Regions from separate parts of the Homo sapiens genome. Here region 2 is linked to region 1. Evidence: chromatin loops called from intact Hi-C (ENCODE). Cell type or tissue: mammary epithelial cell. All regions are shown on one strand. Links, peaks and the distances in the headings refer to the core of each region. The heading gives the core; the rest is flanking DNA. Region 1 overlaps IFT43 (intraflagellar transport 43). Region 2 has its middle 170 kb from the start of ESRRB.

Region 1 (8,480 bases), core at 284-8,283:
ATGAGTTTGGTCTAAACCATACTGCTGTCTATTTTTTGTTTTGTTCTGTTTTAATGTAAATTCATTGCCAAAATGGGGAGATTTTGTATAAAAATCCAAATTTCTGGACTCTTAACTTTTTAGTTTAACTTTTTAGCCTGGCAATACTGGACGTGCAGTGGATGAACCTGAGCTCCCCCGACCCCGCATTGCTCCCAAACACTGGGGGTCCAGAACTAGTCCTGAATTACATGATCTGCACTGCTGGTTTTCCAATAGGAGTGAGGAGGCTGGCAAAGTATGTCTTGCAGCTATCAAATATGAGGAGGCAAAAAGACAAAGTGGGGAGCGTGTTTTAGGAAAACTGGCAGAGTATATTTCTTTATAGAAATGCGAACATGCAAATAATTTGTGTATGTATCTCAAGAATATGATTGAAGGTACCATTCTGAAATAAAACCCCATTTCACAGATTTACTTTATCTGCCTGGTCCTCAAAGGCACCTCAGGCTAGTGCAGTGACAAGGAGCCCAGCAAAAGACACAGAATCTAGCACGATGTTTTTTAAACTTCAGGTCATGACCCACGAGTGAGCCATGAAACCAATTTAGTGGCGCACCACCAGCTTTCCTTTCCTTTTAAAATTTTTCTTTCATCTTTCTTTTTTAATAGCACAGAAAACACCATGTGCTGAAAATAGTAAGAATAGGTATTATGTAAATGTTTTGTTTCCTGTTTTATATATACACATACCCAGTCATGAAGTATATTTTTATTTTTTATTAATTTACTTTTTTTTTTTTTAGAGACAGGGTCTCACTCTGTGGCCCAGAGTGGAGTGCAGTGTTGAGATCATGGTTCACTGCAGCCTCAAACTCCTGAGTTCATGTTATCCTCCCACCTCAGCCTCCTGAGTAGCTGGGACTACAAGTGCGTGCCACCGTGCCTGGCTAATTTTTTTCTATTTTTCGTAGAAACAGGGTCTCACTGTATTGTCCAGGCTGTTCTTAAACTCCTGACCTCAAGCAATTCTCCTGCTTTTGCCTCCCAAAGCACTGGGATTCAGGCATGGGCCACTGTGCTCAGCCCTGACTGTATTTTTAAACTACTGGTGACAGGTTAAAAACAAACAAGCAAGCAAACAAACAAGAACCTAAAACACAGTAGTCTACCACAGTCCACAGGGTAGGGAATTAGAGAAGAATCTGATATGGAAGTTCTGCCTCCCAGACTGTGTGAGGACAGAGGTTGAGGTAAAGAATTATGGGTCCTGGAGCACCTCTTCAGAGACACTTCATTCCCAACTTCTGAGGAAACTGAGGCTGTCGATGAGGCTTGTGTGACCTGGGCCCAGCCCTCTGACAGGCTGTCTGCAGAGCTGAGATCAGTATAGCCTTGGGCTGCCGGTTTATTTCTGTACTCAGGGCCCCTGTGCCTTTTTCCCCAAAAGTGGCTATTAGAAGTTTGGGGAACCTGGCAAATCATAATTCCAGCGAGATCACCTCACACAGAGCACTTTTCAATACTCTTCAAAGATATTCACATCTACAAACACTACCTCGGCTGAGTTCTGGAGAAGAGGAAAAGCAGGTTTCAGCAGCACAATTTTATACACAGAGAGGGACGCTGGGCACTGCAGCTGTGGGCTTCACCCAAATCACAGAGCTAGTTAGTGATGAGGCTGAAACTAGAATCCATGTCTCCCAACTTTCACCCTAGATTCCAAACACTTTGCCTCAAGCCTTTTCAAAGGAAGATACCAGTTGATTATCTAATATCCCTAAGGCACCCAGACATCTGCTTGGATTTACTGTGTAGACGGTCCCTTCTTGACTTCCTCTCCTTATGGAAGGCACGATATGGTATAGACAGCAAATTGGAAGCTGGAGAGAATCTTTTAAATTAGTCATTCTTCAACAGTGGTGCACCAGACTCATTCCCGGAAGCTTTTTCAATGTACATGGGCTGGGCTTACTCCTAATCTCCCTGAGGTAGTAACTTCCAGAAATGGGACCTAGTCACGTAGACAAGACTCCCTGCCCTAAGCCTTGAGACATTCAGCTGAATACTCCAGTTGCTAAGCAGCAAAACTGAAACTTATTTGCCTTCTCCTCCTGAGTTGCCGACTTTCTTCTAACGGAAGCATTAATGAACATGGACTTGACCTAAAGGATGAGAGGAGGAAGAAATAGCAAGGGGCCTGAATGGTCCACTAGGTGAAGTCTCTGTTCCTGAGTGATCCTGAAATTCACGCCCAAGTACGTGGTGTTCATGAAAACTAAGCAGGTGTTCTCCACCACACCAGGCCCAGAGCAATCCAGATCCGATTAGAGATGCTCGTTCAATATTCAAAATGTAAAACACAGAGGTTGCTGAATCAGCACTTTGAAAAGTTAATTAAATGCCAGGTTTCTTTTTAAGAGCTACTCCATCACTCACTGATTGCTTTGGCCATTTTGCAGAATGAAGTTTTAACCTGGGACAGTGACAGTAAACGTTCTCTCTCACCTCCGCCTCGTGGAGCAGGGTGAGGGAGCAAAGACTGGCTTCCCCTCCCCACATCACGGCGGGCTGATGGCCCTTTCCAAATTGCCTACAATGCTCAGCCACGAAGCTGCCAAGGACTCAGAAGCTTGGCTTCTCAGGTAGACGATGTGAAGGTGAAGGCGGTTGTCTTGCTGTCGTGACTTGCATTTAAAGCCCAGTACCTCAGCTCCACACTCACCCAGTCCCGTCCTGGTCTTCATCCCAGCTTCTCTCTGACCTACGCTTAGCCTCTCCTGCCTGGCTCAGCGCACCCACTCTCAACTCTCAGGGGAAAGAAAGCCCAGTCCCAGGTCTCAGCCCACCCTTCCTTTGTGCTGTCCCTTCCCCCACAAACCTGCCCTAAGAAGGATGACGACTGATGACAACAGTCAACATTTACTGAGTTTGTTAGGCACCAGCCACTGTCATTATAGTATTTATAATACTATTATACAATTATATAATCACATATGTCCTATACAGTATACATTATCTTATTTCAGTATTATAGTACCTTATTTTATTCTCTTTGTTTCACAGAGGAGGAGCTCAAGAGAGGTAAGTAACCTGCCTAAGGTTACCTACCTAGAAAGTGGTAGGGCCAGAATGCAAGCAGGGTGTCTGACTCCAAAGCTCAGTTCCCAACCCTTACACCATGGAGACATGCGGGCATTTCAACAGCATGGGAAATGCTCCTCTGCTTCAAATCCAACTAATATTTTCAGGACGGGGACAACTTTTCAACTTATAGTAGGGCTGTAGCTTTGTCAGTCCTGATGATCTGGTAGTTAATGTTGGCTTAATTGTTCTGTGATTTATTATATGTTTTATTTACAACGCAACAGTGTGCATCATGGCAAAAAAGAGACCCATCTAGCTAAGTCACCTTTCTCTCCATATTCCTCCCTTTTTGAAATTCTTTTGCTCAAATGTAATCCCTTTCTTTGGCATTTGGAGCCCACACTGACATTTGACGGTGTGATTTGGGCAGCTGAGCACAAGCTGGATCCCAGTGGCACATCTGTGACTTCAGCCACATGGGACCATGGCAGAATCTTGGATCCTCATAGTTTTATTCCTGCCTGCAGGGTCTGTCTCCTCCCTGCTGCATCAGGGGGCCTGATCTGGCCATCATGATCGAGTGGGACTAGCAGGTAGTTATGACCCCCAACTGCAGGGACCCCATGAACTTCTGGGGAAGAGGCCGCAAAACAACCTGGATTCCCTTCACCAGACAGAAGAGGCCTTAACTGCTGCTACATGGGTTATGTGCTGAAGGGTAAAAGGCAGCCCTAATGTAGACATCACCTCAGTTAAAATGTTTCTCTCGAGTTTAATGGAATACTGCAGAGATCTAAATGGAGATAAAGTACCACGGCTCAGAGAACAGCCAGGATGCTATCTTTATGCAGCATGACAATGTTCAGTGGTTAATTAGACACCGTTAACCTATTTTAGCAGGGGACATAACCGAGATAAATGGGGGGAAGCGTCCTTGAAGTCTCTTAATATCCACAGCACATACTGGACCCTAGACCCACCTCCCTGCTGCAAGGCAGAACAGGCTTAAAATAGACGAAAGTGCCAAGCACCTGGAGCCTTGCCTGTGCCCGTGGAAGGCCCTATGCGAGTCCATCCCTCAGGGATCACTCCGACCTGGGGAGGAATGTGAAGGGTTTGGATGAATGGTTCTGACTATAACTTGTTGCAGGTGAAAGAAACGCCAAAGCCATAGGAAGGCACCTGCATGATTCCCATTACAAAAGAGACAAAACTGCAGCCAGGGGCCAAAGGCATGAAGAAAAACTGGCCAGGGGAAGAGCAGGAAAGAGATACCAACTACGTTGATGCCAAAGCTACTTTACATTTTTAAAATGTCAAGTAAAAATTTCTTCCTCTGGAGGAAAAAAAATCAAAATGCCATTTTCTTGCAAGGTTTTCTACCCTCATAATTTTTAAATGTCCAAGAAAAATCTCACAGTTGCCTCCAAACCTCATTGAGGTAAATTTTACCAAGGCATGAGAGAGAGAAGGCAATATTCCCGGATCATCTAATGCCACCAGCAAATCCAGAACCAAGGCTCTACTTTATAAATGTGTGAAGCGCCAAATGAGCCTTTGCAGTGAAAACCCAAATGTGAGGAAAGGAGAAATCTGCCATTGTCATCTTGGCCACACTGCTCATTCAATCCCAGGCGGTACACTGGATAATTGGGGTCCCTCTGCTCTAAGCTGCCCCCACACCTGCAATACTCATTAAAAGCTAGATATTTCTCATGAACTGAAGTTTTCCTTGTCCAACAGATTTCTCCTCATTTAAATCTCCCCTGAAAGCTGCAGTCACCACCCTCTTTCCCCTCAGTTCCTAGTTCTTGCCACTCATGTGTTTAGCATCTAGTATATGCCGCTAGGTACCATATTTTCTTCCTTCTTTTAAAACAGGCAGGTATTCCCTAACACCCAAATTTTGGCACTCTGGGGTTTTAGGTCACGCTAGATCATATTTAGCTCCTGCCAGCACAGTTCATCAGTAAGATGTCTGGTAGACTGATAAAAAACTCATGCCCATGTCCTCTCTTTACACTGCCAAGGCCTAGTGAATCACAAGGCAATTCCTGGGAGAATGTTGCCCCCTGCTGCTCACATTAAAAATGACAGCTTTGTTTTGCTTCAAACTAAATGTGTGAAAAAAGGTTGAAATACACAGAAACGCTTTGAGTAGCTACAGTTATGGGAACATATAAAATGTAATATGCCTGCTATCAAGAAAAGGCAGCAGAGTTTAGAACTCTAGAGGTTTTAGCCCTCTCAAATGAACATTTTTTTATTCAGGAAACCATTACTGGATCACTAATCATCTACTAGGCAGGAGTGAGAGGTGTTGGGAATTGGGGATCTTTTGCTCAAGATTTTACAATCTGGTAGGAGAAAAGAACATTACAGAAATAACACTAACACCTCCATAAACTTACATACTGTAAGGCCAAAAAGACTCTCACCACCAGATGGGTACAGCGGTGTGCACCTGTAATCCCAGATACTCAAGAGACTAAGGTGGGAGAATCACTTCAGCCCACGAGTTTAAGACCAGCCTAAGCAACACAGCGAGACCTCATCTCAAAAACAAACAAACAAAACCCAAGAAAACAAACAAAAGACTCCCACCACATCCAAACACTCCCACCACATCCAAACACTCCCACCACATCCAAACCCTCCCACCACATCCAAATACTCCCACCACATCCAAACTGTCAGCTGCTAGATGAAGAAGTGGAGACCAGGAGTCCTCAAAGAGATCTAATGAAGGCTCCAAAGCCAGTGGACGCAGTGCTGGACCTGGAAACTGAGGTTCACAATCCCTCATTCTACTGAGCCCCAGATTTGACAGGACAAGTGAGGAAGGTGTAAGCAAACTGTCACAGGAGCACTAAAGAGGGAACCAGCCATTCTAGCTGGGGATCTGGGGAGGCTTCATGGAAGCCTTGCCAATGGAGAGATGAGGAGGCTTGCAATGGGCAGAAAAGCTGCAGGAGGGAAACCACTCGAACAGAGGTCAGAGGCATGCAGGGGCTGAGGTGTTCGGAAAACAGAAGGGGACATGGTGTGGCTGAAATAAGGAAAAGGTGGTGGCTGGAGATGAGAATGGCGTCAGGGCTGAGTGGGTAAGCAATAAGACCAAATAAGTTGGTATTACTGGTGTCAACTCTATAAATACATACACTGACATTGATCAGGGATCAGGAGGGATTTGGGGGCTTGAAATTAACCATGGGTTCTTTGCTTTCCCCCTTCAAGTTACTTATGCCCACATATAGAGACCTCAATGATCTAATATTTTGCAACTTACCTTGTATCCTGCAGTACAAAAGCAGCACAGAGCAGTTAAATGGAAGTTCTTATTCTTCCCACTGGGAGAAAGAAGGGGGTTGGGGGTGGGGAGAAGCAGCTAAGAAGAACCGCTGTATGAGTGTTCCCCAAATGTCTGCCATTTCCAAGTGCCACCTTCACCAATTTTGCTATAGCTATGTACTTTCTGCAACCACTTAGCATTTTCTTTAAATTGATTCCTTGGTTTTAATACATTTTTTTTAAAAGAAAACTCTACATCTTCATGGAAAGCTATCATCACCAGCCATAGGGAAATAATTGTAAAAAAAAAAAAAACACACAGCTTTTTAAAAACTACAAACTTTATTAGCTAGACATTGCTGTTTGTCAAAAATCCAAGAGCGTACGGCCTATTTTGTATTAAAAGGGGAGATTAGTAGGGTTAGAGAAGTGTTAAAGAAACACTGGCTGTAAATGGAGACTTTTCCATTGGCATGATCAGAGGATGTGAAAGCTAGTGGAAAAGAATAACTTTGGGACTAGACACGAATCTTGGGAAAATCGAGCTACAAGGATGGAAGATGGAGATAAACGAGACTGGATGTGGTGACTGAGACTAGTAGAAACCATGTGCCACAAGTCAAGGGACAAACTTCTCAGTGCTTCTGGAAACCTTTATTTCAATTCATGTTTAATTGCTGGAGTGGGTCTTTTACTTTTCCTGTACAGAAGTTTCTGCTCTATAATGGGGAAACCTGTAAAGATTTCCTTCTAGTAACTAACCCACCATCTTCTCTGCTTCTGTTCTTTTACATTCTGTGATTTCCCCGAAACCCCATAAATACACTGAGACTCACCCAAGTCATGAGGTACATGAAGAGAAGGTGCCTCAGTTCTGGTTGCTGGCATGCGAGCCACTGGGGGAGCACAGGACCATGTGTGGCAGCCTCCTGGGAGGCTCAGGGCCCACCCTGGTGAATCCCTGGTAAATAAGAACCAAGGGCACCCTGCCACTTCAACACGTGGGCTCTTTTACAATGGGTGCTGTGAAACCTGGAGAAACTGGTGTAGCCATCAGTATTCAGCTCTGGTGGGGGCAGCATGGGTCAAAAGGTAAAATCACTGACCGACCCACTAGACCAGAAAAAACTCGGATGATGTGAGGGGCCTCCATTTCCTATGCATATTTATACCTATGTGTGCCCAACCTGTTTCATCTATATTAAAATTGCTGTTGGGTACTTCTCCATACAGGACTCAAAAGAAAAGGAAAGAAGTAGGTGTGATGTTCACAGATGCATTTTATTTTTGAGAGACCGAATCCATCAAAGGGAGAACAAGGAGATCATTTATGTTCGGAGAATTTTAACCAATGGTTGGCCTCTCTAATCATTCCCTCCTGGCTTTCAGCTGCTCACTCTGCAAAGCAGCAGGTCCCCCTTAGCAGAGACTGGCTGGCTCAGGGGACACAACTTTTTTCCTTGGAAGTTTTTTTGTTCAATAAGATTGCTTCATACGATCAACATCTCAATTCTGTGAGGGTCCCAGAGGGTAGCAGTAAAGACAATTTTATTCTAACAGACTCACTCTTGCACAAATAGTATAGTGCATGGCCTTTTTGTGAACTTGAGATAAATGCGTGCAGCGCTCAAGGTTTGAGAATGGGCACGGCTGCAGAACGAGAGGCACATTCTATTATACTAATTAGCTGTACGACCTTGGGCAGTGGGGCAAGGTGACATTTAAGGGCCTTTCTAACTCTAAGATTCTATAACTCAGTGTCACTTAACCTCCCTAGTTCTCATTTTCTCCATCTCCAAACGGAAGGGGCCAGACTCCATAGCTCCTCAGGTCTCTCCCCAGCTCTGTGAATGATCACCAACCCTGCCTCCCCTTGATTCTGGCCCCCACCCACATCTGTTCCCCATTAATACTGCTCTCCATTCTGACAACCCCCACGCAGTCCCTTCCTTGCAACTGGTTTATCCAGCCCTAAAAATCTCAATCAAGACAGTGTAGTGTGCAGGTTTGGAAACTGCAATGACAAAAAAAAAAAAAAAGGAGGGAGGGAAGGAACAGAGGGAGGAAGGCAGGCGGGCAGGCAGGCAGGCGGGCGGGCAGTCCTGCCTCTTCCCTTTTTCAAT
Region 2 (8,480 bases), core at 114-8,113, 490 kb before region 1:
TGGAAGGCACAATTGTTCATTTCCTGTCCAAGGCTTGGCAATACCATTGCTCTTGTCCTCTGAGCACCACCTTTTTGTTGCTTAATTCAGTCAGTAGATAACTTTTTGAGCAGCTACTACACAGAGCCCTGTTCTATGCACAAGGGCCATATCAGTGAACAAAAGAGGTCCAAATCCCTGCCCTCAAGAACTTATATTTGTGTAGGAGGAGTTAGACCATAAAGAAAATAAATAGGTATAAAAGAATTAATTGGGCCAGGCGTGGTGACTCATGTCTGTAATCCCAGCACTTTGGGAGGCTGAGGTGGGCGGATCACCTGAGGTCAGGAGTTTGAGACCAGCCTGGCCAACATGATAAAACTCCATCTCTACTAAAAATACAACAATTAGCTGCGTGTGGTGGTGGGCGCCTGTAATCCCAGCTACTTGGGAGGCTTAGGCAGGAGAATCGCTTGAACCCAGGAGGCGGAGGTTGCAGTGAGCCAAGATCACACCACTGCACTCCAGCCTGGTTGACAGAGCAAGACTCCATCTCAAAAAAAAAAAAAAAAGAAAAAAGGAAAAAAAGAATCAATTGGGAGGCCATTAGGCTGAGATAGCTCCAAAGTGCCTTGGGTTCCTAAGTAAACAACTGAAACCCAACTCAAAGGGCCATAGCCCAAGAAAACACAAGTGAATAGACTAGGTACAGTGGCTCATGCCAGTAATCCTAGCACTCTGGGAGGCTGAGGCAGGAGGATCTTCTGAGGCCAGTTCAGGACCAGCCTGGACAACATAGTGAGACCCAGTCTCTACAAAAAAATAAAAATAAAAAATTTAAACATTAATAAAAAGAAAACACAAGCTTAACCAATCAGAAACTGCCAACAAACCTCTAACTAGAGAGTTTCACAATCAGAAACCAACTAATCTCTGAGATTTTCCACTTTAGTCATTCAAATCTTTTCTGTCCTGCTTCTGCAAATACTTTATAAAAGTTTTCACCTGGCTGGGCGCGATGGCTCACGCCTGTAATCCCAGCACTTTGGGAGGCTGAGGCGGGCAGATTATGAGGTCAGGAGTTCAACACCAGCCTGACCAACAAGGTGAAACCCCTTCTCTACTAAAAATACAAAATTAGCTGGGTGTGATGGCGGGCACCTGTAATCCCAGCTACTCAGGAGGCTGAGACAGGAGAATTGCTTGAACCTGGGAGGCAGAGGGTGCAGTGAGCCGAGATCACGCCACTGTACTCCAGCCTGGGTAACAGAGTGAGTCTCTGTCTCAAAAAAAAAAAAAAAAAAAAAAAACACAAAAGTTTTCACCTTGCACCCCCTCAGTGGAGCCCTGAACCACTTGGGGTCTAACGCAGACTGACTCATGAATCGCTGTTTGCTTCAATAAACTCTTTAAAATTGTAATGTGCCTGTTTGTCTTTTAGTACAGGCAGTTTCTACAGTGTAGTAGAAGGAGAAAAAGAAAGCCCAGGTGGGACAGGGGATGCTGGCTGGGGTGTGTGTGTGTGTGTGTGTGTGTGTGTGTGTGTGTGTGTGTATATACTTAGCTGCACAAATTAGGGAAAGCCTCACTCAGAAGATGACACTTGAGGATTTCTTTAAATCTCATGCAACTGTCTCCAGTCATATTTACACGTGTATGTTTGCATGAAGAGTTTTTTTGTTTTTGTTTTTGTTTTTGAGACAGAGTCTCACTTTGTCACCCCAGGTGGAGTGCAGTGGCACGATCTCAGCTTACTACAACCTCTGCCTCCTGGGTTCAAGCGATTCTCCTGCCGAGGCCTCCCAAGCAGCTGGCACTATAGGCATGTGCCAGAATGCCCGGCTAATTTTTGTATTTTTAGTAGAGACGGGGTTTCACCACGTTGACCAGGCTGGTTTCAAACTCCTGACCTCAGGTGATCCATCCGCCTCGGCCTCCCAAAGTGCTGGGATTACAGGTGTGAGTCACCATGCCTGGCCTGAAAGAGTATTTTCTCAGCAAGATTAGAAACTCCTCTAGAGGCAGAAACCATCTTGCCTGCCTCTTCCATTGTGTAGCAGAGTTGGGCTCCTCGTGAATATTTAAAAACATTTTCTGGATGAATGAATGAAAAAGAAATGAATGAATAAATAAAAATGGAATGAATGAAGAAAAAAAAAGTCTTGCCATCTTGAAATTGGGTGTCTCATCCCGCTGTTCCAGAATCTTTGCATTCGCTGCCCTGGCCCAGCCAGAGACCCTCCCTTTTACAGTGGGAAAAAACAAATGCATCTTGGGAAGAGGAAAACCCAGGGTGGGATGGGGCAGGAAGGGTTGGGCAGGGAGGGGAGGGGTGAGGTGGAGGACGTAGAGAGGAGAAGGAAGAGCAAGAAGAACCAGAAGGGGAGAAAACAAAAGATCAATAAGACCAGCCAGGAGGTGACAGCAGCCAGCCAGGGAGCACTCGTCCCTTGATTAGAATTCATGAACTCCCTTCTTACATTAAGTCTTTATATGACACCTGGCCTTTGATGCAAAGCTGGCTGCGAACATTAAAAATTAAAAGCCGAAGGTAGGCTACATCCATCTCTGATAGCTCAGCTCCCCTCCTATCTGAGGCCTGCACAAAGCTATTACACATTGATAAATTATTTTGGGTAATAGCCGAGATATTACATTGTTTCTGAGTGAAGCTAAAATCTCTCCCTGACACGGGCATTTATCAGGAGTGCCTTTCATCCTATTTATTATGGGCCAGATGAGCGTGGGGCTGTGGCCGGCTGGGGTGCTGGGCTGGGACCGTTTTCCCCCATCCCCTCCCTCTCCCTCTATCACTCCCTTGATGGGGTATTGATGGGGTTTGTGACAAGTTAATTATTAGCTAAAGATACGCAGATCACCGTAAAAGGGTCGGGCACCTGGGGAAGAGAGAAGTTCGGTTATTGAACAGTCAGATCCCTTCCAGGCCTGTTGTGCAGAAGCCTTAGTTCCAGGCCTGGGCCTGGTCCCACTTGGTAACCCTGAGTCCAGCCAATCAGAATTGCTGAAAGCCAGGCAGCCAGGCCCCACTCCGTGGTGTGTGCCTGTAATTCTGTAATCCCAGGTACTCAGGAGGCTGAGGTAAGAGGGTCGCTTGAACCCAGGAGTTTGAGACCAGTTGGGGCAACATAGTGAGACTCCATCTCTAAAAAAAAAAAAAAAAAAAAAAAAAAAAAAAAAAAATTATTTATAAAAAATGTCATTCGAGTTGATAAAAAAAGAATTGCTGAATATTTGTTCCATAAAAGGGTAGGGGTTAGGGGGCTTGGAGGGCTTAACCGCGCATACCAGCAACACACCCAGCAAAGGTGCATCCAGATCCTTAGTCTGCACTAGAAGCACGGCCTCCTGCTGCAGAGCCCAACACTGGTAATGTCTGCTCCTTCTGCCCTTCCTTCTCCTTCTCCAGCCTGCACACAATCACCCCAAACTCCGTGACAGTGTCCTCTGTACTGATGGTGTAAGGGAAAGAGGCAGCCTTTGGAACCTGGGTGTGCTCATTGGCTACTCGCTGAAACTGTCTCCATTTCCTCTTCATGTGATGGGGTGTGATGATAATGTCAGCCTCTAGGGGTCGCTGTTATAAAGTGTTTCCTCAGGATTGGCTGGGCATCCCTGTGGAGGCTCCTGGGTGGAGTGGGAGACTGGATTGACACGTGTGCACAGATGGAATGCCATGGAGTAGTAGCAGCTGTCAGGATTGGCTGCTTGGCGTGGGCTACTCAGGGGTCATCCATCCACAATCCCTTTTGGAAGAAGCATTCCTTCCAGAAATATTACAGACTGCCTTCTATCTTCTAGGCATGGTGCTAAGGGCTGAGTAGAGAATAATGAACGTAACAGATCTGGTTCCTGTTCCCCACCTGGGCACAGTCTAATGGAATGGGCCTCCTGTCCCCAAAAGAGAATCAAGTGCTCTGTATGATTTTTGTCCCCGGGGGTAGGTTCACTCATGGTAGGTCCAGCCCCGGATCTGAGTCATCTCCCACTCCCATGGAGTATTTGGCACATAGTGGGTGTCAACTAATATTTTTGGAATGAATGGATGGATGTTGGAATTAGGCAGTGTTGAGCCGCAGGTGGACAGGTGTATGCTTGCTGAGCCTCACGGAGGCTGGAGGTATGATTAGGGCCTTCTTTCTAGGAAAGAAAGGCTGTTGGCTTAGCTTGGGGGAACTGTCCATCTCCAAGCTCCAGCCAGGTAAAGAGACAACCCAGCAAAAAGGAAAGAAGTGTCCATTGTCACTGGATGTAAGCTAGGCAATGAAGTTCCCCATTGTTGCTGGCAGAGCCAGAGTGACTGTTCTCTTTTCTGGCATTTTTGCTTAATGACCAGACATCTGCAGAACCTGCCAACCAGCAGGAGGTGGAGGGGAAGGTCACCCCAGAGCATACCCCAACCCCGGACCCAGCTTCCTACTCTATGTGGGAGGTGGCCCAGAGTGGAGGGCAGGCAGGTGCTGGAGGAATCCTGGGAAGGGTTGGGCTCAGGTGTCATGCAGTCATGCTACATAAATCTGGCTGGCCATGTCTCTAGTCTGCACCCCTCTAGGGGCCCTCCCGAACTTGGGTGGGGCCTACTGCCTCTCAATTCTGGCTTCAGCCTTGGCTGCTGTCTTTCTAGTCTCCCGACTGCATCTCTGCCAACCAGGACCAGCCCTGCCCCACCCTGTCCCCAACCCTGCTTCCCAACGCCCAGCAAGGACGTCTGGACCTTGATGATGGGCATGGGACTTGGGCATCTCTGAGAGTGCCGGCCCCTGATTGGCTATGTTGTGGATTCAGCTGTCGGGCTGACTCAGCTCCTTCTTGATGGAGTGTTTTCTTGTTAAAAGAAGCATGAGTCTAAAACAGTAATTCCCAGACTCTGTGTGGGCTGTTCCCTTCTCCAGCCATCGCTGTCCACTGCTGAGAGTGGGCCTTGTTCAGCAAGTGTGATGAGGCAGATTAAAGACCAAGACCCTACTTTAAAAAGTTCAATATATACCCAGGAAGCAGAAGTTGCAGTGAGCCGAGATCGCACCATTGCACCCCTGCCTGGGCAACAGAGCAAGACTCCATCTCAATAAATAAATACATACGTACATACATACATTTTTAAAAAAAGTTTAATATATAAAACAAAATGAAAGGCCAACCGGGAAAGACCTTCTAGGATTAGCTCAATGACAGAGTGGTACACAATAATGATGACGATGATGATGATGACGATAGCAGCTAACACCTACTGAGTGTTCGCCATGTGCCAGGTACTATAATAAGCAATTTGTATTCAGTCTTGCATTTAATCCTCATAAAAACCCAGGAAGTTGGTATTACAGAGGCTCAGAGAGATCCGCAGTGAGGGTAGAGATGGGATTTGACCCTGGGTCTAACTCTACACCAAATGCTCTTAACTATTCACTGGAAAGGATATTTGTTGTTATTGTTGTTGTTGCTGTTTTTGAGATGTCACCCAGGCTGGAGTGCAGTGGTGCGATCTTGGCTCACTGCAACCTCTGCCTCCCAGGTTCAAGCGATTCTCCTGTCTCAGCCTCCTGAGTAGCTGGGGCTACAGGTGCACGCCGCCACGCCTGGCTAATTTTTTGTATTTTAGTAGAGGTGGGGTTTCACCGTGTTGCCCAGACTGATTTTGAATTCTTGAGCTCAGGCAATCCACCCATCTCGGCCTCCCAAAGTGCTAGGATTACAGGCGTGAGCAACCACGCTTGGCCTGTTGTTGTTGTTTTTGAGACGGAGTCTCGCTCTGTTGCCCTGGCTGGACTGCAGTGGTGCCATCTCTGTTCACTGCAACCTCCGCCTCCTGGGTTCAAGAAATTCTCGTGCCTCAGCCTCCCGAGTAGCTGGGATTACAGGCTCCTGCCACCATACCCGGCTGATTTTTGAGATTCTAGTAGAGAGGGGGTTTCACCATGTTGGCTAGGCTGGCCTTGAGCTCCTAACCTCAAGTGATCCGCCTGTCTCCACCTCCCAAAGTGCTGGGACTACAGGCATGAACCACCACACCTGGCCACTGGAAAGGATCTTAGTGACCAGCCACTCTATCTCTTCATTTTCTGTAGGAGGAAACTGAGGTCCAAAGAGGGAAACCTGTCACCTAGAATCAGTGGCAAAGCTGCAACTGGGTTCTAAGTGTCCTAATTCCAAATCTAAAGCTTTTCTCTGTGAACTAGAAACACAGCTCTCCTTTCCTCCCTCCTGTCCCTCCAAGGCCGAGGGAGATCATAAAGGCAGGGAGAAAGGGAACCCAGGGCCAGAAGAGCCGGGATCTGGATGTGAGCGAAACGATGCCAAACACATAGGCATAGGCTTGAGCCCCAGGGAGCTCAGGGGGGCTGGTTTTAAAGATAGGAGCAGGGGTCCGGAGCCAGCAGAGCAGCTGGAGATGGGGCACATGCAGGTTCCTGAGGGTCATGGTGGGTCAGGATCCAGAAAAGCAACGAAGACCACAACTAGGGGGCCTTGGTGTTTAGAAAACTTTGAAAAGAAGCTGAAGAACCAGGCATCTGCGGAGGCAGGAAAGACCCCAGGGCCTGAGACAGAGCCACCCAAGGAATGCAAGAGACCTAGGCAGGTGCTGGCAGCAAGCAAACAGAAATCGAGGGGGCATCGTGAGGCCCAGGGGTGAGATGAGTGTCCTTATGACCGACAGCAGAAAAAAATAGAGGCAGCCAAGCTGGAGGGACGGGGGCACTAACAAGACATGAGGACCTGGGGCCACTGCCTTGCACAACCTGCCCGAGTGTCTGCAGCAACCTGACTGAGAGCCAGCGGCCTGCCCTGGGGTGGTTTCTTGGTTCAGAGTTGATGGTGGGGGAAGGAAACAGAGGTCAAGAGTATCTTAGAAGTTTTTTCCAAGCATTTAATAAATATTTTTCCTTTGTGATAGTCACAAGTAACTTCTGTGAATATTTAAATTGTTTTAATAACTTTTTTTTTTTTTTTTGAGATGGAGTCTTGCTCTGTTGCCCAGGCTGGAGTGCAGTGGCATAATCTCGGCTCACTGCAACCTCTGCCTCCTGGGTTCAAGTGACTCTCATGTCTCAGCCTCCGAGTAGCTGGGATTATAGGCATGTGACACCATGCCTGCCTAATTTTTGCATTTTAGTAGAGACGGGGTTTCGTCATGTTGGTCAGGCTGGTCTCAAACTTGCCTCGGCCTTCCAGACTGCTGGGATTATAGGCATAAACCACCGTGCCCGGCCTGTTTTAATCACTTTTTCATCAGCCTTCTTCTTAAGGGAAATTTGTGTTGAGACCCGCGTGGGAGCTGGAATGTTTGAGGTTGTATTTTTAATAAAATACATAATAACAAAATAACAATAACAAAAATGTAAATAACAAAACAACAAAAATACATAATAAAAGGTAGAAATAATAAAAGGATGTAATATTTGTATACCTACACCTATGCCTAGTATTGCTCCCTTTCTGCACATTATAAATTTTTTTTTTTGAGATGGAGTCTCGCTCTGTCGGCTGGGCTGGAGTATAGTGGCTCACTGCAAGCTCCGCGTCCTGGGTTCACGCCATTCTCCTGCCTCAGCCTCCCAAGTAGCTGGGACTACAGGCGCCTACCACTGCGAGCAGCTAATTTTTTTGTATTTTTTTAGTAGAGATGGGGTTTCACCCTGTTAACCAGGATGGTCTCGATCTCCTGACCTCGTGATCTGCCAGCCTTGGCCTCCCAAAGTGCTGGGATTACAGGTGTGAGCCACCGCACCCGGCCTATACATTTGTTTATTTATTTTTATTTTTTATAGAGATGGGGTCTCTACATATGGGGTTTCTCTATGTTGCCCAGGCTGGTCTTGAACTCCTGGCTTCACGTGCTCTTCCTGCCTTGGCCTTTCAAAGTGCTAGCCATCATGCCCGGCCATTTATATTATAAATTTAAAACTAATATTTAAAAAATGTTGGTAAGGAGCGCTATATGGTATAGAAAGAACATGTTTACCTTGAATTTCCCTCTCATCGGGGCTTGCCAGCATCCTCAGAGGTCTTTCCACCTTTGGAAGGAATGCTGCACCCAGCTAGGAAGGGGTGTGTGTTCTCTACTTCACAGTGGTAGACAGCCCTGGAAAGACACTTCCCACATCAGATCGGCAAAGGAATTGTAATCATTTGGGATGCATAAGCAGGCCATGTTGCATCTAAAGTCTTCAATAATTCTGCACATTCCTAATCTGTGCAATATTTCAAGTGGCTGGGTTTTAGACTTGGCTATTTAGAGTTAATGCTGCTACGGGGGTGGGGCAGGGTGGGGGAGAGGGGGAAGTAAGGAGGAGGGGTGACGAATTTCTACAAACCCAGTGCCTCTGCACCCAGAACCTGGTAAGGGGGCAGTGGTCAGAGGGAAACAGAGAGAAAGATATCAAGTGTAGTAATCAGTATGAAAAATGGAGCCGCGGTTACTTTAAACAAGAGCTAATTCATCACAAGAACGAGTGGATAAGTAGCTGAGTTTCAGGCGTTCAGTAAGT

What was found. Hi-C counts contacts between places; a loop is a spot of excess contacts. Peaks named below come from ENCODE experiments on the same cell type or tissue, not always from the same donor. Only the 100,000 strongest peaks of a DNase experiment are listed, where the experiment ranks them.
Region 2: it touches region 1 in a loop (15-fold over the local background); 3 of 110 quality-filtered maps call a loop at or near these places.

Annotation. Positions count from the first base shown.
Region 1 is chr14:76,047,650-76,056,129 of GRCh38, reverse strand. The region is part of intron 3 of IFT43 (intraflagellar transport 43); the gene reads right to left. Among named protein-coding and RNA genes, the nearest start is that of IFT43, 66 kb to the right of the region's middle. In mammary epithelial cell, for the core only: a CTCF peak has its summit at 5,143 (motif pointing left); no DNase peak of the experiment used is centred there.
Region 2 is chr14:76,542,113-76,550,592 of GRCh38, reverse strand. No RefSeq gene overlaps it. Among named protein-coding and RNA genes, the nearest start is that of ESRRB, 170 kb to the right of the region's middle. RefSeq lists an enhancer at 4,100-4,599. In mammary epithelial cell, for the core only: a CTCF peak has its summit at 3,566 (motif pointing right); DNase peaks (open chromatin) are centred at 3,592 and 3,912; H3K27ac peaks cover 849 bases.